Regions from separate parts of the Homo sapiens genome. Here regions 2 and 3 are each linked to region 1. A link is a loop called in an ENCODE intact Hi-C map of the cell type or tissue named here. Cell type or tissue: MCF 10A. All regions are shown on one strand. Links, peaks and the distances in the headings refer to the core of each region. The heading gives the core; the rest is flanking DNA.

Region 1 (8,321 bases), core at 175-8,174:
ATTGTTTAGGTTCACGAAGCTGAAAAAGATGCTAAAACCTTGTGGACATTTTTATACATTTACCTCAATAATCAGCTTCCTTATGTATATTTCCCAAAGATAATGTGATTTGATTAGTGCCAAAATTGATATGAAATTATTTTAATTTAGAGGAAGAAAAGGACTATATAGAAATAGCATTCCCAAGAGTACCCTCTTGCCCACGACTTCAACTCCAGTCTCTGCAAAGATTTCTTTCACCAGCAATTTCTTTTTTGTTTCTCATTGCTATTTACATCTAAAATTATTTATATTTTTATGTAATAAGTAACTAACCAAGGCCCCATAAACTAGTTTATAGTATTCATCTTCTTCATGCATAGGTATTTGTCCATTTTTTTATTCCTTACTCCCTCACAGAGTTAGATTCCCTTCATTAAGGAAAATCTCGATTACCTAGGCCACCAGCTTTAGGTTCCAGTAGTTCTTTCCACCATGTATCTGACTTTGTCTGTTACCCTATAGGGTACAGAAAAGTGACGGATGCCTTCACTGAAAGTCCATTCCGTTTTACATGTAAAGTGTCAGAAGATAAGAATTATGTTCTAAGTTCTTTCTCAAAACAGTACCTAGTATTAATAGAACGTTTTGTGCCCAATGGACACTACGCAAACATTCTTAGCTGATTTAACAATTGAATTGAGAAGATTATGTATTTCTGGCTGTGTCACGTGTCCAGCTCATTAAATGCATCTTCATGTTAGCCAAAGAATTGAGTGAAATAATAAAGCATGTTTTTGGCAACAGCTCTTTCAGGTAGTCAAATTTTTAATTTTAAATTTGGATTTATTTTTCTGTTTGGTAAACCAATGAGACTTACACTTCAGATTCAAGTCAACATTTTAATTAATGTTTACTAGCATTAGGACAAATACCTAATGCATCTGGGGCTTAAAACCTAGATGACGGGTTGATAGGTGGAGCAAACCACCATGGCACATGTATACCTATGTAACAAACCTGTACGTACTGCACATGTATCCCAGAACTTAAAGTAAAATTTAAAAAAATAATAAGGCTTACTTGAATTTGCAATGGTATATTTGAAAAAAAAAATGGATATGTTGTTTTAATTTCACTAGCATTTTACAAATTTCAATGCAAGTTTTGGCAAAGAACCACATAGTTACATAACTACCTGGCATGCATCATTTTAGTACTATTTATTCAGAAAGGCCTTTTATAAAACAAACTTTCCTGCCAAAAAATAGGAAGTACAAATATTGTACTCTGATTGTGTATTACAACTTGTCAAAAGTGTGATGTGGTGACCTAATTCAGGAGGCCTGGGTTTGATTACAACTCTACCTCCAATTAAAACTCACAGTAGCTATTTTCTGAAGTCTGATATAGCATTCTCAAAGGTTCTAACTAGAATGAGGTTTCTTTTTTATTATTAATAACTTTTCTGTACCTACTATGGTTTTGAGAGGGTTTCTGAAATTGTCATAAAATTGGTTATTGGTTTTCCTTTACCTTCCAAAAGAAGACTGAGGGGTGTCTCCCTAAGGAAGAAAAGGTGCTAAAGCACTTGCAATTTGCTGCTTCAAACTAGGAGACTTATCTAGTGCATTTGTTCTAGAAAATTAGAATCATAGACATAGTCTCTCCTGGAAGACACTGAAAGTTCTAGGAAGCACTTGGCTACATTTGAAAGAAACACTCAAAAGAGATAGCTTAATCGAAGATGAAATCCCTCGGAAGAAACAAGAGAGGACTCGGTTCTAGGACCTCAGTCCCAGCACCATCAGGAAACCTTATTTTATCCCTATCTGCTTAGAGGATGCTTGGTATGGCAGAATTCTAATCCTACTTTGGGGTGTTGTCCCTTTGAAACTTAAAAGTATTGAAACAATCAATTCTCTCTTCCTCTTCCCTGCTAGCTTGTTGCCCTAGTTCATTCCTTTATCTCTTGCCCATATTCCTGCAATAACCACCGAATGCATGTCCCTGCCTACTGTAGAATGGCCTTGGAATTAATTTGAATGGCTTATTCAAATCCCCCAATCCCACCCATGGGAATGCTAAATTCAGCACTCTCTTCCTCTGTGCTTTAAATACATAAAGGATTTTTGAGAGCAAAGGAGAAAGCAGCATCACACTCATTCTCCACTGATATGGTTAGGCTTTGTGTCCCCACCCAAATCTCATCTTGAATTATAATTCCCATAATCCCCATAATCCCTATATGTCAAGGGACAGACCAGGTGGAGGTAACTGAATCATGGGGACAGTTTCCCCATGCTGTTCTCGTGATAGTGAGTGAGTTCTCATGAGATCTGATGGTTTCATAAAGGGCTCTTCCTTCTTTGCTCTTCTCCTTCCTGCTGCCTTGTGAAGAAGGTGCCTTGTTTCCACTTTGCCTTCTGCCATGATTGTAAGTTTCCAAAGCCGTGCTGAACTGTGAGTCAGTTGAATCTCTTTCCTTTATAAATTACCCATCCTTGGGCAGTTCTTTATAGCAGTGTGAGAATGAACTAATACATCCACATTCTCTCACTTCAAGCCTTAGAGCAGGATACCTCACGGTCCCAGCATGGACAGGATGTGTAGAATGTAGAGGAGATGCTCTGTTCATTGTGACCAGCTCTGCTTGAGCCCCAGCAGATTCTTGTTCATGTAGGAGAGAGGGGAATAGACCACCACCTGAAAAGGATGGAGGTAATGCCAAACACCTAGGCGTAGGTTTTATCTCTGCCCTCCTTCTTTCCATCAGAGCAGGAACTCTTTCTTATTCCTCCGTTTTCTTTAAGAAGAAGGATACTTATCTTTCATTGGCTTGTTTCTCTCTTAAAATCAAGGCAGAGGATTCAGGGTCTAATTACCATGGATTTACCTCCATTATCATTCATTGGAGACAAGCTCGGTTCTAAGCTTAGTTCTACTTTGGGAATTACGATATTCTTCTGGTGAGATTTACTGAGTTTCAAAATGTTTACTCAGTACTCACCAAAAACATGGTCTTTGTGACTTAATTTTTCATTTTTCTTTAGAAAATCACCAATACTTAAAGAGAAATTTTGCTATCTTCTTGTCTTTCTTCAGGATAATTACAAAGAGAACTTCAAGAAATTTCACATACCTTGCCTCTTGTCTTACTCCCTTCAGATATAGCTTTCCCACTGTCCCCAGACTGTAATATCCAAAAGGCAAATCTGACCATGCCACTTCTGCTTAATAAATATTCAGGGGCTTTACTTTGCCTCCAAGATTATTAATAGGCATCAAGGGCCCCTCGAGATGGGTTCCCATTGCTCCCTGCACTACCCAACATTCTCAGACAACATTAAAATGCTGCGCACACCATGCAGGGTTTTATTTTCTTTCTTGCTTTCTGTCTTGCTACTCCTCCTCCTTGAATATTCTCTCATCCTTCCCCTTTGTCTTGGCAAATTCCTGCTCATTTTTTAGGGTTTAGTTTTATCTTCACTCCTCCAGAATATCTCCTCTGATCTCAATGTGTCTGCTGTCTCTTTGTAACCTGGTATAAGTCTCTTTTCGTGTATCATGTTATCATTTAATTTTCTGTTTATGTGTTTGTTCTTTCACAGGTCTATTCATCTAACTCCAGCCGCTGGCAGAGAAGCTAACAAGAATAGAGATCCACCAGTGTTTCTTTTCTTTTCTTTCCTTTTTTTTTTTTTTTTTTTTGAGGTTCTCCATACTCGATTTTTAAAAAATAATTTTTCTCTTTCTTTTTCTTTTTCCTTTTTTTAATTTCAATAGATTTGTGGGAAACAGGTGGTGTTTGGTTACACGAATAAGTTCTTTAGTGGTGAGTTCTGAGATCTTGGAGCACCCATCACTTGAGCGGTGTACACTGTACCACCCTTCTCCCACCCTTTCCCCTGAGTCCCCAAAGTTCACTGTACCATTGTTATGCTTTTGCGTCCTCATTTGCGTTCCCACTTATGAGTGAGAACATACAGTGTTTGGTTTTCCATTCCTGAGTTACTTCACTTAGAATAATGGTCTCTAATTCCATCCAGTTTGGGCCTTTCAGGATTGGTTTCCTCTGCAGTACTTATGAGGGCAGGAAGGTGGCAGCATTTAGCTATCAGTGAGTTCATGCTGACGCTAGGAAGAGAAACAGAAATAACCACTCCTATCTTGGGACATTTTTCCAACTGCCTTGATTGCTTCTCTTTTCCAGCAGAACTGAGAAAATAAGGCCACAGTTGAGAATTTTGTGCTTGATGGAGACATCAAACCCAGAAATGCTGGACTGGCTGAGCAACTTGAGTAAAGCTCATCCTCCCACTTTTGTCATGCAGGCCCTGGGAACTGCTTTAGGAATGAGAAAAATGGACATAAAATGATCTGATCAGTATGTAAATTATTATCTTGCTTACAGTTTCATATACTAAGGGAATTATTGGGGGAGATTGCTTATATCTTCAATGTGACTTCAAGTCTATCTTTTTATACTTTATTTGCATTTATTAGTGTTTAATCCCACAGAATGATCCCATTCTCCTATTTTAAGTGTTCTAATTCCCGCACACAATTCCTCTACCTATAGGTTCTAAATTTATAATTGTAGGTTGAAAGAATGGTTTTGTTCATTCAACCCTAAGCATTCAGTGGTTGCTACATTCTTCATGTTACATTTTCTCAGTTCCTTATGTTGGTTAACGTCTTACTGATTAGGCTGAGAACTAGAATTTCCATCACAGTAGTACTCATGCTGAGTAGTCACTGCTTATTGATTTGTCTGGTGGAAAACCTGAAGGTAGGACCTGTATCAGTCAGGGTCTTAGCAGGGAACCCCTGTTTAATCAAGTTAGGGCTTAATGGGAGATAATTTTCTTTCCAGAGGTACAGGCAGGGTTAATCACTCCAATAAGGGATGTTGAAGTATCCAGGGTTTCGCTACAGTGGGAAGCTATTATTGCCCCTAGGCCTGAAGGTCGATGACAAGGAAGTTACTAGAATCTGGCAAGTGATGGAGTGGAGCTATAGCCAAGGGGCTGCCTGAGAGGAGCAGTGGCCAAATGTGATTGAGAATTGCTGGTGAAATGATTCACCAACCACAGGAAGAGGCTGACCATCATAGACCACATTTCAATGACTTATGTTTCATTAATGAGTCATCATCAATTTCTCTTTCATTTTGATAGCCCCCTCTTAGGATTCAGGTTTTGAGGTAACTCTTCTACTAGACAACATTTTAAAGTAGTAACTATTTTTCTCATTGCTATTAACCAAGCCACACATTAATGCCGAGCTTCTGTTAAGTAAAAAATAACTAGGGATACCAGACTGAGTTTTTCAGCCCAGTCAGAAGAAAAGCAATTTGACATACTGTTACCCTTTGCAGTCTTAGCAAGAGAAAGACAATGCGCTTGTTTATTGTCTAAATTAGCACTTTGCCCCTGATACTCCTCAAAGCTGAAAGACCCTCTAAGATCAAGAACTGATGAAGTAAGTCTTCAGATTTGATAAACTGGTGTTCTATAGGGAAATTAAAGCCAATGTGAAATTTGCAGTTGACTTTTGTGATGACTACCTTCCCCTTTTAAATTCTGAGTGTATTATGCATTTAAATATAAATTGGTCTTTTCAGGGCTATAGAAAAATGTGCTGCTCAAAAGGAGATTTCCATCTCGAAAAGGCAAATTACTGGGAAAAATGAATCTGTTTTCTCTGCCAAGGTAAGCTACTAATTTATGAAACACGCTGGGGACTTGAAGCAGGATATTCGGCACCACACCTTCTGATCACACCCACTCTTTGTTGAGTAGCTGGATTCTGTTTTCTCATTTAACACATGGTTTCTTTCCCTAAAAATGAGAATGAAAAATCTTGCTCTTTGAGAAACAAAGTTGGAACTTTGTGTATTTTTTATGGCATTATTTTGAGTATGAGTTTTGAGGTAACTATTTTCAGATTCCAGGAAGCTATGAGGCCATATCTAGTTTCAGAGTTGCATTGCTGTTACAGGCTCAGCATTAGGTAACATATTTTGTTTTCAGTCTGTTTCAGCTCCAGTATTGACTGGTTTCTCTCTCTTGAACTTTGCATCCACAATTCAGTTTAGGGAGAGTCAAGAACATAAGTGTTTTAATCATTAACCATTAACTTTTAAAGCACCGTTAATCCCGTGTATGATTAGCTCAGCTTTCAGAATCAGAATTCAGAAATATGGTAAAAATCACCAGGACAAACTTCTAACAGTTTTCACAAGTATTCCCAAAGTGATGATCAAAGCCTACAGTAACAGATCTTTTAAAAGAAGGGGCTTCCTTATGGGCTGGGCCCCCCCAACAGGGGTAGTTGATTAAGAAAATCTTACCACTTTCTTACAACTTTATAGAAAATAAGTCATGTTAAAGCACAGGGGTAGTGAAAGGAGTGTTTAAGAAGTGGTCTCAACTGAGGTTTTGGGGTGCCAGTGGAGCTCCTTTGCCTTGGTTCCAGCAGAAGAGTGATGCATGTGAAGCATGTGGTTATGAGTGCCCCAGGTCCTTTTGGGCTTTAGCTGCTTACCACATGGTGAAAAGGAATGGTGATAGAAATCCAAAGTGAACTTTTTAATATTATTATTATGGCTTTATATATAGTCAAAAGAGCTCACCTTCTTCTCCTAGCTCAGACATGGGTTTGGCTAAGGCAGGAGAAATGGGGTTGGGGAGGTTGGGAGCAGGGCATGCAATGCTCTTCTGAAAAAATAGGGACATAAAGGAGATATGCCCGCAACTCTCCATCAGGTTGAAGGATTCTTTCTATTAGCCTTTCAGCATTTGGATCCTTATGATTTTGGTGCTTCTCTGTAGCATTGGAGACATAGAAGGAGACTGCCTCCTGCTGGGGTCAGTATTTTCTGCATCCCATGAACGGAAGTGAGAACAGCCTTGGGAGCTAATGCCGAAGGTGGGAGAATCTGATGCCCTCAGTCTCCAGTGAACTAAAGTAAGAGTCTTACTACTTTCAGTGCTTGGGAACTGCTGCAATACATGGGCTGCTCCAACTTATTTCCTTAAACCTCCACTCACCAGATTTTCAGATGCTGCACAGGTGGAATGGTGGATCAAGTTCTAAATGTCACATGACTGTCTTGTTTAGTTATATGTTGGGTGTAGCCCGTGGAGTACTCAGGCCCTAAAGAAACCCTTTTGGATGAATAAACATCCCAGAGTCCTTATGCTAGTTCTACCTGTGAGGTGTTTGCTACGGTCTGAAAGTTTATGTAACCCCAGCACTCATATGTTAAAATTCTAAAACCCCCAATCCCCTTGATAGTATTTGGAGGCAGAGCCTTTGGAAGGTAATTAGGTCATGGGGGAAAAGGCCTTATGAATGGGGTTAGTGCTCTTATAAAAGAGGCCAGAGGCCAGGTATGAAGGCTCATGCCTGTAATCCCAGCACTTTCACAGGCTGAAAGCTAGGATCGCTTGAGCCCAGGAGTTCAAGACCAGCCTGGGCAACATAGTGAGACCCTGTCTCTACAAATAATTTTAAAATTAGCCCAACATAGTGGTGTGTGCCTGTAATCCTAGCTACTCAGGAGGCTGAAGTGGGAGGATCACATGAGCCCAAGAAGTCAAGGCTGCAGTGAGTAGGAAGGTACCTGCCTTCAAACCAGGAAGAGGGTCCTCACTAGACACCCAAACTGCCAGCACCTTGATCTTGGACTTCCCAGCCTCCAGGGCTGTGAGAAATAAATTCCTGTGATTTGTAAGCCACCCAGTCTATGGTATTTTGTTACAGCAGCCCAAATGGACTGAGGTAGTATTCCTAGTCCCATCTCACATCTTAGACTACAAGTCCTAGAGAATACATGCTGAGAGGAAAAAGCTTTTAGGTGTTTCAGGGCATCTCCTATTACCCCCATTACCCTCTTCTCCCTAAAGTCATGGAGTGAGGGGGTTCAGAATTACCTGAAGCACAGAAATTTATACTAGGAGACCATATAACACCCTTTTGTTGGCTGTCAGGCCCATGAGGTAACCTAGTGCCCAGAGCCCCCTCACTTGAGATCTTGGAGGTTCCCTGTCAAAGGCCTAGAAAAACTAGAGTTGAAGGCTGCCACTGCAGCTCAATGCAATTCCCATTTCACCTTCCAGTAAGAGCTTTCAACACCTCCCTGATCCTCCTAAAATCCTTTCATCGGTGATGGCCCAGAGGATAGTCTCTGCCTGAAGTCTCACCAGCTCAGAGTAGAGTTTCCATTATGAGAAACTCTGATGCTTCCATGCACATGGAGTGGGTAGATGGGTAGGGCAGGGCAATGGACATGTTTGGATGTACCAAGAAGGAAAGAGGAAAGGTCAGAGTCATCT
Region 2 (8,321 bases), core at 219-8,218, 400 kb before region 1:
GAATACATGCACTTAATAAGATGTTTGCTATTTGATGCCATGAAGCTTGGGATGGTTTGTTAGGCAGTGATATGGTTTGGCTCCTTGTCCCCACCCAAATCTCATCTTGTAGCTCCCATAATTCCCACATGTTGTGGGAAGGACCCAGTGTGAAATAACTGAATCATGGGGTGGGTCTTTCCCCTGCTGTTCTCATGATAGTGAATAGGTCTCATGAGATCTGATGGTTTTAAAAATGGGAGTTTCCCTGAACAAGCGCTCTCTTTGCCTGCTGCCATCCACATAAGATGACTTGCTCCTCCATGCCTTCTGCCATGATTGTGAGGCCTCCCCAGCCATATGGAACTGTAATTCCAATAAACCTCTTTCTTTTGTAAATTGCCCAGTCTTGGGTATGTCTTTATCAGCAGCATGAAAATGGACTAATACAGCCAGCGATAGATAACTGAAACACTTGCCTATCATCTGGGTCAATGCCTAGAATGTGAGCTCCCAGAGGCAGGGACTTCCAGGGTCTTGATCACCTTATATCTTTGATGGTTACTTTTACGTGTCAACTCGGCCAGACCACGGGTTGCCCAGATAGTTGGTCAGATGTTATTCGGGGTGTTTCTATAAGAGTGTTTTTGAGTGAATTAACATTTAAATGGTAGGCTCTGAGTAAAGCAGATTGCTCTCTATAACGTGGGTGGACCTCATCCAACCAGTTGAAAATTTGAACAGAACCAAAAGACCAGCCTCCCCCGAGCAACATAATTTTCCAGTAGACTGCATTTGGTCTTCATTTGCAGCATCAACTCTTCCTGGTACTATAGTAGACAGCCTTTGGACTTGAACTAGTTCTCCAGCCTGTGAGCCCACCCTGCAGATCTTGGACTTACCAGCCTACATAATTATGTGAGGAAATTCCTTATTTTATACAACGCACACACACACACACACACACACACACACACACACACACACACCCTCTCTCTCTCTCACACACACACACTCTCACACTCCACATATATACATACTATTGGTTTTGTTTCTCTGGAGAACCTTCACTGATATAGTATCCATAGCCCCTAAAATGGTGGTTCTCAATTGGGTCCTCATTTTTGAGGTGGTTTTCATTGTTAGTTGTCACAACCTGGGGAGCCTACTGGCATTTAGTGTGCAGTGATGCTGAATATCCTAGTGTGCAGTACAGCCCCCACAATAAAGAATTACCTGGCTAAAAGTATCAAAAGGGCTACCTGGTCTACCTCAAGCACATTTTTTTCTCACTTTAAGAGCAACCTAAAAACCATAATACAGTAAATCCACTGAAGGTAACTATGCAAAGTCACCTACCTAACGAGAAAGCTAAAGTGAAATAAAAAGCCAGCCCTTCCCAGAAATCACTGGGGAGGATTTCAGGGAGAAAGGGCTAAGACCCTACCTTTTTTACAAGCAACCTGAGGTCAAGTGAGCACAAGTCAAGTAACATTAATGGGACATTGAGGTCACTCTTCATTTGTGTCTACCATATACCCTGTGCCCAAGCCCATTGCCGGCCTGACTTGGATAATCAGTTCTACATGGTTCAGGAAGCCAGGCTAATTGGTTCACTGGTGACATTTCCCAGTAGCTGGTGTTGAAACAATTAAAGCTTTGCCCTCAAAGAAGAAATACAGCCACTCTCAGTGGTTATAAAAGAACAGCTCCCCCTGTTGGTGCAGGCTATATTCATCTTTTCAAATGAAAAAATAACTAACATATTTGACTGGATCACAATTTAGAAACATTCAATAGGCTCCTGGAGGTCTAGAAAGAGAAAGACATGACCAATAACAGCAAACTTAACCAGGATCCATAAAAATACATTTCTTTAGATTATGAGTGTTCATAATCATTTTCATTTGTATATCATGAACATTATGTTATTGACACAGAGCAGGTATTGCTATTCTTGTTATTTTTTAATAGATAAGAAAATTGGAGCTCAGAAATGTTAAGAAAATTGTCAGAAATTAGCAGCACCAGGAAGAGAATTTATGTGCATCAGTCACTATCCAGTTAAGAAAAGAGAAGCCACTGTAGACATTTAGCTGCCACTGCTGGTCTGTGGGACCAGAAGGACACAACTCTGTTGATGCAGCTGAAAACTGGGACTGAGGCTTTTGGAGCATGCAGCTGCCCACCATTGCTGAAGGCTGCTCATGGTGCTGAAAGCACTGCCTAAGGAAGAAAAAAACAAAAACAAAAACAAAAAAACCCCAGATTTCTACCCTTCTCCAGTCTTCCTGTTAGCAAATTCTTTCTGGAAGACAGCTGGCAAGGGAATTAGTGAAATGTAGTTTGTGGGCTTCCAGTCCCCTATGATACCAGGCGAGGAGAGGAGGTCAGAAGTGGAGCTGAAGCCAATTGATGAATAACTAGCACATAACATTTTCACTCAAGGTTCTTTTCACTCTGCCTCATTCTCTCCTGTGTTCATCAGGGTATGCTAAATTGCTACTTCAGAAAGACCCAAAATTTAACACTTCAACACAGAAGTGAATTTCTTATTCATATGACTGTGAATAACGTGGGTCACTCTCCCCACCCCATCCCTAAGGGTCCCGGGTCACTCTCCCCACCCCATCCCTAGGGGTCCTGGGTCACTGTCACCTCATCCCATTTCTAGGGGTACTGAGTCACTCTCCCCACCCCATCCCTAGGGTCCTGGGTCACTCTCCCCACCCCATCCCTAGGGGTCCTGGGTTACTCTTCCCTTACCCCATTTCTAGGGGTCCTGGGTCACTCTCCCCACCTTCATCACTAGGGGTCCTGGGTCACTCTCCCCACCCCATCCCACAGACTGGGTAGCTTACACAAAACAGAAATTTATTTCTCACATTTCTGGAGTCTAGGAAGTCCAAGATCAAGGCACCAGCAGATGTGGGGTCTGATAATGCCTGATTCATGGTTCATAGATGCTGGCTGTCTTCTTGCTGTGTCTTCACATGGTGGGAGGGGCTGGGAAGTTCCCTGGGACCTCTTTTATAAGACATGAATCCCATTAATGAGAATTATGACCTTATGACTTAATCACCTCCCAAAGGCTCCACCTCCAAATACCATCACATTGGGGATTAGGCTTTTACATAGGAATTTTGTGGGACACAAATGTTCAGTTTTTGGTAGGGAGTGAGGAATGGTTTGCCTCTGCTGAGAGGTATATTCTGTCATTGACATTGGTTAGAATTGCTGGTTTCTGGTGATAATAAAGAGCAGAATGACTTCTCATTGGTTTTATCATTATCATTGTTTCTTTATTCCCTTTCTTTCTTTTTTTTTTTTTTTTTTTTTTTTTTAGAGAGTGTCTGGCTCTGTCACCCAGGCTGGAGTGCAGTGGCATGATCTCACCTCACTGCAATGTCTGCCTCCTCAGCTCAAGCCATCCTCCCACCTCAGCCTCCTGAATAGCTGGGACTACAAGCATGCACCACTACACCAGGCTTATTTTTGTATTTTTTGGTAGAGACACGATTTTGCCATTCTTTCCAGGCTGGTCTTGAATTCCTGGGTTGAAGCAATCCTCCCGCCTCAGGCTCCCAAAGTGTTAGGTTTATAGGCATGAGCCACAACGCACAGCCTGTTTCTTTATTGTTATTGACTATACCAGGGATTAAAGTGCTCCCAAGCACCCCCTCACCTTTGTATGTCACTGGTAAAAAAGATTCTTATATTAGAAGGAAAGTTATTCTAAGTCACTTTTAAGTTCCCTTTTAACTTTGAAATAATGTGACTTTTTAGAAACAAATACCCAGGGTTGCTGAAGCTATCCTGCACACATACATAATATATATTAGGCTTTCTTGCTGAAGCTGGGGATGATTTATATTTAACCAAACACCTCTTAGCACAGCAAATCAACATGCCTTCAGATAGAGCAGTGTTAATACATTATTCCAATAATGTTAAGAGAGCACATGTGTGGTTTAAGAAGAGTGCTGTGTTTTGCATGTCTCCTAATTTCCTAGAACTTCACTCTGGCTTTCTTAACAGGTAATGCAAACAGATTAAGTGATATTATGCTCCCTTCCGCAAAGGCTTTACTTCAGCACTTACTTTACCATTTTTAGATGCAGTGTCTTAAAAATATGCAAACATGTGCACTTGTGGGTGAGTGTGGCAGATGCTGTTTGTGCTGGTGAAGCAAGGCACCATCTGCATGGAAAGGTCATGCTTAATTGTGTCAGCACTGATTTCTGAGTAATGAAAGCCTGGACAAAAATGAAACTTCAAACACACCAGCATTTTTGCATTTAAGTCTGCAAAAGTAGCTGCTAACTCAACCAAATGAAATTAAACAAGGTTACGCACTTTTGGATCCTGTGGGCCCTATCCAAATACTTTTTGTCTTCTTGTCCACACTTCATCTGAAAAGATTGCTGTGTTAACTAACGGGAGCTAATGGCAAATAACAAAGATAATTTGACCAACTGGCCAGCTGAGATATCTCCCAGATTCTTAGCTTCCACGAAGCACCAGGGTAGATTCAGCTTTTGAAAATGGGTAAAATTTGAAATCGTTCATGATAATGTGTGTGAATGGAGCAGCTCAGCCAAAATGTCAGAACGTTTGGTCTACCTTGGGGTAGGACTTCAGAAATGAATAAGAGGAGTCTTAGAGCTTTTCATGGAGAGCATCTTAGAGGGAACCTACTTCAGTTCCCCTATTTAACAGGTTGGGCAAGTGGGGTTGGAAACTATTAAGATACTTGCCTGAGATTTCACCCCTAGTTACAGGGATTCTGGCACTTCTGACTGAGCCCAATTCTTTCCTTGCTGAGTCCAGTAATAATACAGCTAACTTTGGTGCTTTCTTTTAAATCACAAAATGTTTTCCAGGCCAGCATTAAATTAATAGAAAGCTTGAACCTCAGATGTATGTTATTTGTCCATTTGAAGCCTGCGTAAAACAAACTCCGCGGGAGTAAAAACTGTGGCTTACAGGTCCTCATATGACTTACTTTGAAACCCCATCAAAATAAATATTTCTTAAAATAGCCCTGGAAGCAATGAGAATGGACATTATAGAAAATATAGCCTTACTCTAGCGCTCCCCTCGCCACCCCCAACCCCCGGGTGTATTTAATTTGTGGATTCGCCCTACTGGCTGTGCTTACTACACCTCTTCCCCTCCACTTCCACAGGCAGGACCTCTGTGATGAGGATATGCTATCACTAGGTGGCAGTAATACCGCGTTGGTGGGCGCGGGGGAGCTGTTTTACCTGAAGTCAAGATTAGATCCATCGCTTTTTCCTTCCTCTCTATGAAAGTATAGTTCTTTATTAAAGTAGCTGAATTCAGGTGATACTACCCAACACCACATTTGTAGAAGATTCCTTAAACGCCAGACTACTAAACCATTAAATGATTCAGGTATAATTTATTACCTGTCTCACCAAGTTTTAAATGGTTCAATTCTTAGTTCTGCTCTCTTTTCCCTTTAAAGCTTTGAGACCTTTACTGAAAGAATTTAAATGAGTAGGAAGTGATTGAAATCTAAAAATTCAATTTTATACCTAAAAATGATTTTCATTTCTGCAATTGCAATATATTTTAAGCACTTACTTTTTCCTCAGCTCATTTGGTAAATATAAATCTTCAAAGCATTTCAATTTTCATTTAAAATAAGGAATGTAGGTGACTCTAAAACTGCTAACGTAGAGCCCTGTCACAGTAACGGTGACTGGAAATAGTGAAAATTCTTCAGGGTTCTCAGCGTTACAGTGAAGGCAGCTTGGGAACAGCTCCCCGATTACAGAGACAGTGACTCAGCCACAGCAACAACTTTGAAGTAGATTTTGTCACTGTTCCTGGGTGGCCCATGGGTCTGAGTTTTCTCTGTTAATCATATAAATATGAGATCTTTGGTATTTTAAATATTTTAAGGGTGGTAAAGAGAAGTTTCTCTTAACATGTAAATGTTTTTGTTCTGTCTATCTAAAGGAGACATTATAGAGATGATTTTTTTTGAGATGGGGGTCTCACTGTGTTGTCCAGGTTGGTGTTGAACTCCTGGCCTTAAGTGATCCTCCTGCCTCAGTCTCTCAAAGTGCTGGGATTACAGGCATCCGTCATTGTGCCCAGACACAAAGTGAATTTTATCCAGAAGGTTAGGTGGGGGATGGAAGCAGGAGGAAGAGCAAAATTATGAGGAACTATGAGTGGTTAAAAAAAAAATGTGAAGAGAGCAGGAGAACTATAAAAGAGAGTACTGACAGGATGGTGTGATAGGTGACTGAACCAGTAATCCACCCGAAGCAAAAAGGATAAACCTGGCCCTGAAGGGGGCCACATCAGAGCAAAAATAAAGGCTTCAGAAGACCCTGGAGGGTGGGGAGCATGGAGGTGACACACTGGAAGCTGAAAGCTAAGGGCTGCAGCAGGGCTTCTCCCAGGACAGGCTGTGCACCACCAGCCTCAAAATCCCCAAGGCACAGGGCCCTGGGGCCTGCATCTTGGACAGTTGCCCCAGGTGATTCTGATGTTCGGCAAAGGTTGAAGAGCACCCGAGTCTGTGGAAGAGCCTGCAGACCAAAAGTAATGTGGTGACGGGTCTGTGGGCTCCTGGGGCAATAACGAGTGCCATAAGCCTGTGCCAAGAAAAGATGGTACCTTGTGACCTAATAAGCTATCCACGTTTGTGTCAGTCAACACCCATCACAAAAGAAGCCTGTCATTCCTTGGACCATCTGTGTGTGCTCACGAGCAATGGGCTGTGTAAGGAGAAAAAGAAGGACTTCCAAAACCAAGAAAGGTTTTCGGGCTTGGAGGTATCAACTAAGTAACCTCAAACTCTTTTGTCTCAGTAACTCTTGGCTGCAGCTCAGCTGAGACTCAGCTATGCTGGCATCAGGAGTTGGCGGCTCCCTGTGGAGATCCTCCAAGTGCTCTCAGCAAACAAGGCCTTCTTAGGGTAATAGGTTGCTCGATGACACTGATGATCCAGATGACCAGAGGTCCCATGGTGGGGGACTTAACTTGATCCAGGCTTAGGATACAAACCAGTCTGACAGACAAGGGCAAATAGGAAAGGGATGGAGCTGGACTTCTGGGAGTAAAAAAGGGAGTCCCTGGGAGGAAGAATCCTTATAGGTGAGGATTCACGGCTTCAGGGCCAAGGGCAGGCAGGTCTTGGTGGTTGTTCTTGGCCTTAACTCAACCTAATCTTGCCTACTCTCTAGCAAGATTTTGTGTCCTGGAAGGAAAGGGCATGATGATGCTCAGTAGTGTTATTGCTTCCTAAGTGATCCAAGTCACCTCAGCCTGTTGGGTTGAGGGAATCCAAGTCCCCTAACCCTTTCCTTTAATTAATGAAAAGAATATCCCCTCCAGGCTTCCCTATCTCACATGCTGTGGCCAATCCAGTGATCTGACAATCCAGTGAGATTTCCATGAATTCTGGGGGCTTACAATATCATAGTTTCTGTTCCTCTTACTTCCTGCTTCCATTGACATCTAAGCCACTGAGCCAGTCAGCCAGCGTGCCTTGTGAGGTTGTTCTCTTCTCTCTGTACCACCTGACCAAACAGTAGACATGGTGCCTCTAAGTGCAGCTGTCTTGTCAAACGGTCAAGGATAGCAGACTTGACTAAAGTTTTGCTTAGAGAAATGGAGGAAAGTTTGCATTATAACACAGCTTACATAAAAACTTAACATTAAATAGCAGACATAGCCAAGCATGGTGGCTTATGCCTGCAATCCTAGCAGTTTGGGAGCCCAACGTGGGAGGATTGCTTGAAGCAAGGAATTCAAGACCAGCCTGAGCAAAATAGCAAAGACAGCCTGCCTCTAGAAAAAGCTTTAAAAAATTAGCCAGGTATGGTGGCACATGCCTATAGTTCCTGCTGCTCAGTGGCTGAGGCAGTAGGATCATGTTAGCCAAGGAGTTTGAGGCTGCAGTGAGCTACGGTTGCACCATTGCACTCCAGCCTGAATGACAGAGTGAGATCCTGTCTCTAAAAGAATCTAAAAAGAAATAAATCAATGGCAGACTCTGAGCTGAATCTCTTCAATTCCGCCACAGAGCACTCACTACTTGGTGACCAGCTTTGCCTTCTGGCCACTACTTCCCACCATCTGCACTTTTTCTTCTCTCAAATTTCTCACTCCCTGGCCTCCTGTCCAGCATAAAGATGGTCATTTGAAGAGAAATGCTGTCACCTGAAAGGGAGGTGAGCATTGGAGACCATTAAGCAGATGGCAAAGAACTCTAGGTGACATCAGTTTACCATGCAACTGCCCTGGGTCATGAAGGTTGGGGATGTGTCCTCTTACTATTTGGGTGGTTGGAGACTGTG
Region 3 (8,321 bases), core at 260-8,259, 250 kb after region 1:
GGAGAGTCAACAATAACTTGTTGTATATTTTAAAATAACCAAAAGAGTGGAATTTGAATGTTCCTAACACAAAGAAATGACAAATGCCTGAGGTGATAGATACCCTATTTACCTTGAGGTGACTATTACACATTGTATGCCTGTATTAAAATATCTCATGTACCCCATAAATATGTATACCTAATATGTACCCATAAAAAATTAAAAATAATGTTTTTTTTAAATAAAAGATGATGTTATCCTCCTCAAAGTATGTCCTCATGTCCCTACATGGTTTCTAGGCCAATAAATAAGGTCAACAATCAAATCTCAGCTTGACTAGGGAACCAGTTCACCAAAAAATCACTATAGGACCCAACTCATATGTACCTGCAGGAATAGAAAAACCATATTAGACATCAATCATGAGCATGCTCAGCCAGGGGAGCAGAATATAAGGGAGAGGTTGTTGAAATCGGGGCAATCTCCTGCAACTGAGGAAGTAGTACCCCAAGAAAGACATCTGGAATCAGTTCTGTGCCACTGGGATAGCTCCTTTAAAATTGGGGGCAGAGGGGAAATTATGGCCTACAACAAATCAGGTGAAGATTCCAGAAATGCTTTGGAAGAGTGCTAAGGAAGAAGTCAAGAGGCTCAGAGAGGTGGGAATGTTCAACTGGACCTATCATATGAGACCTGAAAATCCAGAAGATGACCGTGTTTCTCAAGAGAATCAAAAGGGAACACCCCTTTTACTAAAGCAATAAGAAATGCAAAGTGGTGCAAGGGCTGGGGATGAAGGGCACTGGCCTCATTGAGAGGCTTGGCAGTGTCTATGCTTTGTACACCAGGGATAATGATAGGGAAGCCCCTAGGATTCAGGGATGATAGGATTATGAAACAGCAGAGGCCAGGAGGCACTACTTAGCCATCAAGAGAAAGACAGATGTAGTTATCCAAATAGGTAACAAAGGTTGAATGGAAACCAGGGGGCTGTGACATACAGGGATCTATAGTGATGGTTAATAGATCATGGTGTGCCTAGATCTAAGATGGATGAGGGTACTGCCTGACCTGCACACCCAAAAGAAGATCAATAATGAGTGAGCCAAAGGCTGATGTCAGCTGCCACAATAGAAAATTATAATCTCTTTATCCAGTTTCCAAACCTAACCCAGTTCTCAAATCCAGAGCCCATCAGTTGAAGCAAGGCTAGGTCCTCTGCAGAAAGAACCCAACACACAGTAATTGTATACATTATCAATTCCCTCAGACCTTCCCTAGACTGATAAACCAGTATTAATATATATGGGGAAAGGGGAAATGCTTGTATTTATTTATTTATTTATTTATTTATTTATTTTGAGATAGGGTCTCACTCTGTCACCCAGGCTAGAGTGCAGTGGCACATTCATAGTTCACTGCAACCTCAAACTCCTGGGCTCGAGCAGTCCTTCCACCTCAGCTTCCCAAGTAGCTGGGACTACAGGGACTTGCTATAAAGCCTGGCTAATTTTTTTTTTTTTTTTTGTAGAGGCAGGATCTTGCTATTTTGCCCAGGCTGGTCTTGAACCCCTAGTCTTAAGCAATTCTCCCAAATTGGCCTTCCAAAGTGCTGAGATTACAGGCCTGTGCTACCACGCCTGGCCAGAAATACCCATATCTTTAAAGAACTCTCAGATGCAGAGTCTGAGCTGACATTGCCACCAAAGTAACCCAAATGCTAGCATGGGTCCTTCATTCTGTGAATGAGGAGGCATCCCAGTTAACTAAAAAATTTATTGGGGGTGAGGGAAGGAGAGGATCAATGAATTAAAAATTTTTGAAATGTTTTATGTGAAAGCTTTTTATTTGGCCACATGTATTGTTGGTTACCTTCTCAACATTGAAAAAATAAAGAGAAACATGAATTCAAGAGTCCACCCCCCTGGTTACAGTTGTACTTAACCAGGAAGACAAATATAGATTGTCATCACTTGTAGACCTTCATTCCAAAAAAAAAGTGTTTGGTTGCTTCCATGTACAAAGGAATAAATACTTGTATTTTGCTGATTATTTTGTAATCAACAAGTAATAATTTATAGCAGGCTTGTGGAAAACATGAAAACTTGAATTGTAGCATTCCCTCGGTAGAGTTACTAATTTGGTAGATGCCATAGTTTCAATATGTCCCCAAAATTACAATTTCCTGTGCAAAAGATGGAGTAAAATTTTCTGCAAGTGGAGAACTTGGAAGTGGCAACATTGTTACAAACAAGTAATGACAATAAAGAAGGGGCTGTTGCCATAAAGATGAATGAGCCAGTTCAGCTAACTTGTTGAAAACCTCATCTCCAAAGCAACAGTGTTGGAAGATAGAACCTAAAAGGAGGTGTTTAGCTCATGAGGGCTCCACCTTCATGAATTAATTAATGCTATTATAAAAGGGTGAGCCCAATTCTCATTTGTCTCCTTTCCTCTCCTGCTCTTCTGCCATGTGGGGACACAATGTTTCTCCTCTCTGGAGGATGCAGTGCTCAAGGCACCATCTTGAAAGCAGAGAGACTGAGCCCTAACCTGACCGTGCCTTGATTTTAGACCTGCCAGCCTCTAGAACTGTGAGAGAATAAATTTCTGTTCTTTATAAATTACCCAGTCTGTGAAATACCATTATAGCAGCACAAAACAGACTAAGACAACAGGCTACTACTTCAGATCCGCTCTGTCTGTACCACACCTTGTATTCTACTTCTATCATAACACCTATCACACAGATGGAAGTAATGTATTGATTTATGTACTGGTCTCTATTTGTTATCTATTGGTGCATAACAGATTACCCCAAAACCTAGTGTCCCAGAACAACCACATTTATTCTCTCACAGTTTCTGTGAGTCAGGAATTCAGGAGCAGCTTGATGTACCAGTGCGGGGTTTACCATGAGGTTGCAGTGAAAGGTTGACTGGGACTGTAGTCTTTGAAGACTTGCCTGAGGCCAGAGGATCTGTTTTCCAAAGACCGTCATTTGGTTGGCAAATTAGTGCTGGCTGTTTGTGAAGGTCTTCAGTTTTACCACCTGCGCCTCTTCACAGTGCTGCTTGAGTGTCTTTGTGATATGAAAGCTGACTTCTCCCAGAAACAGTGAGAAGTCACAATGTATTTTATGACATAGCCTCAGATGTCACACACTGTCATCTCCACAACATCTTATTAGTTGCACAGTCAGCCCTATTCAATGTGAGAGATAGGCCTGCTGGGACAACAGTTCAAGCAGGTGAACCTACACAGCATGAAAGTATCACACATTTCCTTAGTGCAGCTAACCCTGTGTGACCAGGGCTTCAACACATACCACTGTGACCACAACCTAGCCATGAGCATGAGCCTCACCAGCATGTCCAAAATGCTAAAATACAACAATGGCAGTGAAGACATCACTACATGGAGGGCTGAAGGTACTATGGATCTCTTGGTGCTAGAATTTGAAGCACTAAATCAAGAGAACTTTTAGACTGTGAATTGAAGTTAATGACTCTAGATGTTGAGCAACTTGAAATTCCAGAACAAGAGTACAGCTGTGTAATAAAGATGCATTCTAGTGAATTTGTTCATATATGCCAAGATCTCAGTCATATTGGAGAGTCTGCTATAATTTCTTGTGCAAAAGATGGAGTGAATTTTTCTGCAAATGGAGAACTTGGACATGGAAACATTGCCACAAACAAGTAATTACAATAAAGAAGAGGAGGCTGTTGCCATAATGATGAATGGGCCAGTTCAGCTAACTTTTGCACTAAGTTACTTAAATTTCTTTATAACAGGCACTCCACTCTCTCTTCCCAGTAACACTCAGTATGTCTGCAGATGCACCCCTTGCTGTAGAGTATAAGATTGCCGGATATGGAACATTTAAAGTATTATTTGGCTCCCAAAATTGAGGATGAAAAAGGATTTTAGAAATTCTTAGAATCCAAGAAAATAAAACTAAGCTCTTTGAAAATTGCTTCTGAGATTCCAGCGTGTACTGAAGTCATTTCCATCAAAAAATTTATGCCTCTGAATACACAGGTAGATGCGGTTTTCTGTAAATAACATATTTTTTCATCTATCTTCTAGAATCTATTTAAAGTACAAAATCCAAAGTCAAATCTGGTCTCATTAACCTAGAGAGATATCTGCTTTACTTACAAATATTCCTTCTGATTTTTATAACAAGAGGGTTATAAAAGGGATCTTGACTCTAAATGCAATTTTTAAGAATTGTGTTTCTGATTTAAATAAAGTTTAATCTGAATTTTAAATGTCAGAAAAGAAACTACTATAGCACATTGGCAGAGTAATTTTGTCTTTTGAATCTACTAATAAAAAATGCAGTTTGTATTTTGTATGTCTGTTTTTATTTACGATTTTACATTTCTAACAACTAATTTTATTATATTTTACACAAAGTACCAGTCCACAATACACTGAAAATAAAACAAACAAAAAGTCATCCTTCACTATGGATCACTCGAGAAAGACTGTCCTAAACCACAGATATGCTGCAAATTGAATGGAAGATACATGAACAGGCATGACTTGAGTCCTGGGGGGAATTAGCAGGTGCTTTATTTTTATGATGGTCCGGGGAGCATTCTGGAAATGATTCTAGACATCTAGCATCTTTGGAAGATTACAACTCATATTATCTCTGGGGAGATAACAACTAGAAAGTTGAGGGCTGTGGACAGACTCTAGGACCAGGAGCAATTGCATCTCTGTCCAGGCAGTTTGACAAAAGGAGAAGAAGCTAAATCTGAAGAGAGAAAATCCAAGTGCCTATGACTGCTGGCAGAACATGGTGCTTGTAGCTCTTTATCAGGAAATCTTCAAGCAGCTACTGGACATCTTTAAGTGTTCAACCATGGTTTGCATTGAGCACCCTGATGACCTCAAAAAAAAATGTGCCCTTTCCAATATCCCAGATTTTTTTTCATGGTATCCTGATAGCTAGAGTGCCATCTATAGACCAAGAGATAGTACATATATCTGGAAGAGAAAACCTGAAGAATGTAAAGACCTGCTGGCCATTATCAAAATATAATTATACAGTTATTTACCTGGGGAAGATAGATTAAAACCACCCTAACTTACATCTATAACAAACGTTATTTATGTAATTTTTTTATTATACTTTAAGTTTTAGGGTACATGTGCACAACGTAAAATTAGGCCTTTAAAAGTCTTCAACAGCATGCTATTTTTATCTAGCATCTACAAGTCTTGAGGTACCTTACTAGTGTTTTCCAGAAGGGCTCCAATTACTCTTTTGGTACTGAATTGTTTCTTCCTAAGTTACGATCTATTCTCGGTAGCAATTGTCTTCAGCAATTCAGTAGACATTCTCTCCAATGGCCTCTCTTTATGCATAGATCCAGCCTCTGGGAGTTTCTGGCAGTCTCACAAAGAACTAAACCCAGAATCATCCATGGATCTGCAAAACGTACAATGACTAAATGCAGATCTAAGATTAAAGGAAACGATTTTTAACAAGAAAGGGTTTTTGGTGTTTTTTTTTTTGTTTTTTTTTGAGACAGAGTCTTGCTCTGTTGCCCAGGCTGGAGTGCAGTGGCACAATCTTGGCTCACTGCAAGCTCCGCCTCCCGGGTTCACGCCATTCTCCTGCCTCAGCCTCCCGAGTAGCTGGGACTACAGGCGCCCGCCACCAGGCCAGCTAATTTTTCGTATTTTTAGTAGAGACGGGGTTTCACCGTGTTAGCCAGGATGGTCTCGATCTCCTGACCCCATGATCCGCCCATCTCGGCCTCCCAAAGTGCTGGGATTACAGGCATGAGCCACCAAGCCCGGTCAACAAGAAAGATTTTTAAGCAACATTAACGTTCATGCTACAGAGGCCAAATTTATTCTGTCATTATTTCAAGCTGGCTCAGTGTGCAGACGTTCCTGGCCCTAGTCACTCCACATTCAGTAAACAAGTAGTCTATAAAATGACAGTAGGTCAGGCATTATTAGTAGGGAGGCACTGAGTACATGATTTGAACAGAACAGACACGGTCCTTACCTTCACAGAGCTTACAGTCTCATAAGGGGAATCGACATTAAACACATAAACACACAAATAATAGATGATTACAAATTGTGGTAAATATTAGAAAAAGATTATTGGCTGTTCCAAGCCAGAATGAAAAGGTAGACTTATTTTAGATTGGAAAGCAGATTTTAGTTTTCGAGGTAAGCTGTAACGAACTGTAGAAATGAACTCTGAAAGTATAGTCCTAAGATAAACTGTAAATACTAAAATAGCAATGTGTGTGTATAAAATACTTAGATATTTTTATATTTGTACTAAGCCTTTTAGAAAATATGGCATTCATTGTCTTTAGAGCTATGTTCTCTGGCTTTTAGGTTTTTTTATTTGATTTGACGACTGTGCTTTGTTTCTACCACTAGCAGAATGTGAAGGTGTTTGACATATGATCACTCATTTCGTATTTCATTAATATCCAATAAAACATATGCGATGTTTGACAACTCAGTGTCTCTTTCTTCATTATCTTCCAGTCTCTGACCTTCATTTTCTTGAGGAATAACCCATTACACTGACCCTGCCTCAGGGCAGCTCAGGTCCATTCTGTGAACGTTTCCCTGCTATTCTGCAAGTGCACTTCAGTCTTGCATGTTATATTCATCCCAGAGAAATCGCAAGATGAAACTGAGATAAAAGTGAGCCCACCAAATTTTGAAAGTATTAATAAAAGTTTAAAGTACTATGAAGGAAAAGTATAGGTGGCTTGTAACTCAGGGTCCTGACCTAGTCTGAGAGATTTAGGGAGGCCCACCTTGAAGAGGTAATGTTTAAGTAAAATCTGAGTAATACAGAAAAGTTATATTTGCCTGGTATCTCAATACTAAAATAATTATATTAGTATGAATTGTTGACTTACAGATACTCATCTAATGATGAAAAAATATTTTTCCTGCATTCTAACTATGACCTAAAGTAGTAATCCGATAGAGTAACCATTAACTTTACAACAATAACAGTACAAAATCTCAAATGTAAACAATCTCTCAAACATAAAACTGAACAATTTCTCAAAGTTCTATTTACAGATAACAGCAAGAGAGGGGAGACTACAAAGCCCAAATTTCATCGAACATCCTAAAACTTTCAAGATCAGCAATTTGACAGCAAACATGAACTTTGTAATCAAACAGACTTCAAATCAAACCTCTGCTTCCCTAACAAACACTGAAAAGATCAAACGGGGTAAGCATGTTGTCTTATTTGTTAATATGGTACATAATACTTACCTCACAGGGTTGTGGTCAAGATTCAATTGATTATGTGTACAAAGTGCCTGATGTTAACTAGGCACTCAATGAGGGTTAGTTTCTTCCCACTAAATAAAAACAAACAGAAGTTTTCTCTTAGCTAACATTTTAAATATCAAACAAGATTTATAACAGAGACAAACCCTATTATAAAAATCAAACTATTAAACAGAATAAGACTTCTTTCCCTTCCCCAAGATGAAGACTACAGGAGCAAAGGTCATTTAGCTGGAAATTTAATTGCATATTTACTAGAATTGGGTATTTCAAAGTCTCTTTTCTGGAAATCAGAGATCTGTCATTGAAGAGTCACATTGCTCCATTATTTGTGCTCTGGCTGGCCCAAGGGAGAACTTGACTCAGCCTAAATAGAATGACTTGTAGATTTGTGAAAGCTGTGTGGTGACCTCGTGTTAATCATGTGGCAATTAAAGTGTCCTATCTTTCTCTCCTCAATATAGTTTTAGACCACATATTTTTCAAGGATTAATGTTTATCCTTGAGATGTAGGTGTGTGTATGTTTTATACACATGATAAAATCAGTCTAAGAGTGAAAAAAAAAAGATGAAACAGTAATAAAAGTGTGATTACTGTTCAAACTAACAGAAATATCACCCAGGAGAACCAGCATGGAGGACCAGGCCCATCCTAGATCTGGGACCCCAAAGCTACTATCCCACAAATTGTTCTGTAGATAGATAGATAGATAGATAGATAGATAGATAGATAGATAGATAGATGATAGATAGATAGATAGAAATAGAATTTAATATCAGACTCTATTGCCCTAGTCCTGAAATTCTGGTGCTGTTCTAGCTGGAGATGTGGAGATATCTACTAAACTTCAACCAAGTGACGGAAACTTAGGGGAATGATTTTTAAGAGAAAGTAGATCCAGGGAGCAAGACCACTGGGATTGGGATTCTCTAGGCTGCTCATATAATTGCTACAGTGAATGTTTGAGGCGGGCACCAGGAGAGTAAGATACCCATGAGATTTCAGGAAATTAGGACAAGCACTAGAGAGC

The links. A loop is a pair of places that touch in the nucleus more often than their neighbours do. Peaks named below come from ENCODE experiments on the same cell type or tissue, not always from the same donor. Only the 100,000 strongest peaks of a DNase experiment are listed, where the experiment ranks them.
Region 2: a loop joins it to region 1, with 7 times the contacts of the local background. A loop is called at or near these places in 8 of 110 quality-filtered maps.
Region 3: a loop joins it to region 1, with 14 times the contacts of the local background. A loop is called at or near these places in 6 of 110 quality-filtered maps.

What each region holds. Positions count from the first base shown.
Region 1 is chr4:99,401,463-99,409,783 of GRCh38, reverse strand. LOC102723576 (a long non-coding RNA gene) reads left to right here and starts at 4,404. Exons shown (of 5, transcript XR_939020.3): 1 at 4,404-5,463; 2 at 5,606-5,693; 3 at 6,816-6,951. RefSeq lists cis regulatory regions at 1,057-1,398, 6,052-6,065, 6,110-6,121, a silencer at 3,978-4,272 and enhancers at 4,824-5,013, 5,987-6,131, 5,899-6,173, 1-6,790. In MCF 10A, for the core only: a CTCF peak has its summit at 4,063; DNase peaks (open chromatin) are centred at 4,093 and 5,023.
Region 2 is chr4:99,805,336-99,813,656 of GRCh38, reverse strand. No RefSeq gene overlaps it. Among named protein-coding and RNA genes, the nearest start is that of DAPP1, 7.3 kb to the left of the region's middle. In MCF 10A, for the core only: CTCF peaks have their summits at 1,656 (motif pointing left) and 5,205 (motif pointing right); DNase peaks (open chromatin) are centred at 1,676 and 5,206.
Region 3 is chr4:99,156,531-99,164,851 of GRCh38, reverse strand. LOC100507053 (a long non-coding RNA gene) reads right to left here. Exons shown (of 10, transcript NR_037884.1): 3 at 7,273-8,321. It also overlaps the pseudogene PCNAP1 and the pseudogene PCNAP2. Among named protein-coding and RNA genes, the nearest start is that of ADH4, 16 kb to the right of the region's middle. RefSeq lists an enhancer at 7,069-7,634. In MCF 10A, for the core only: a CTCF peak has its summit at 4,947; no DNase peak of the experiment used is centred there.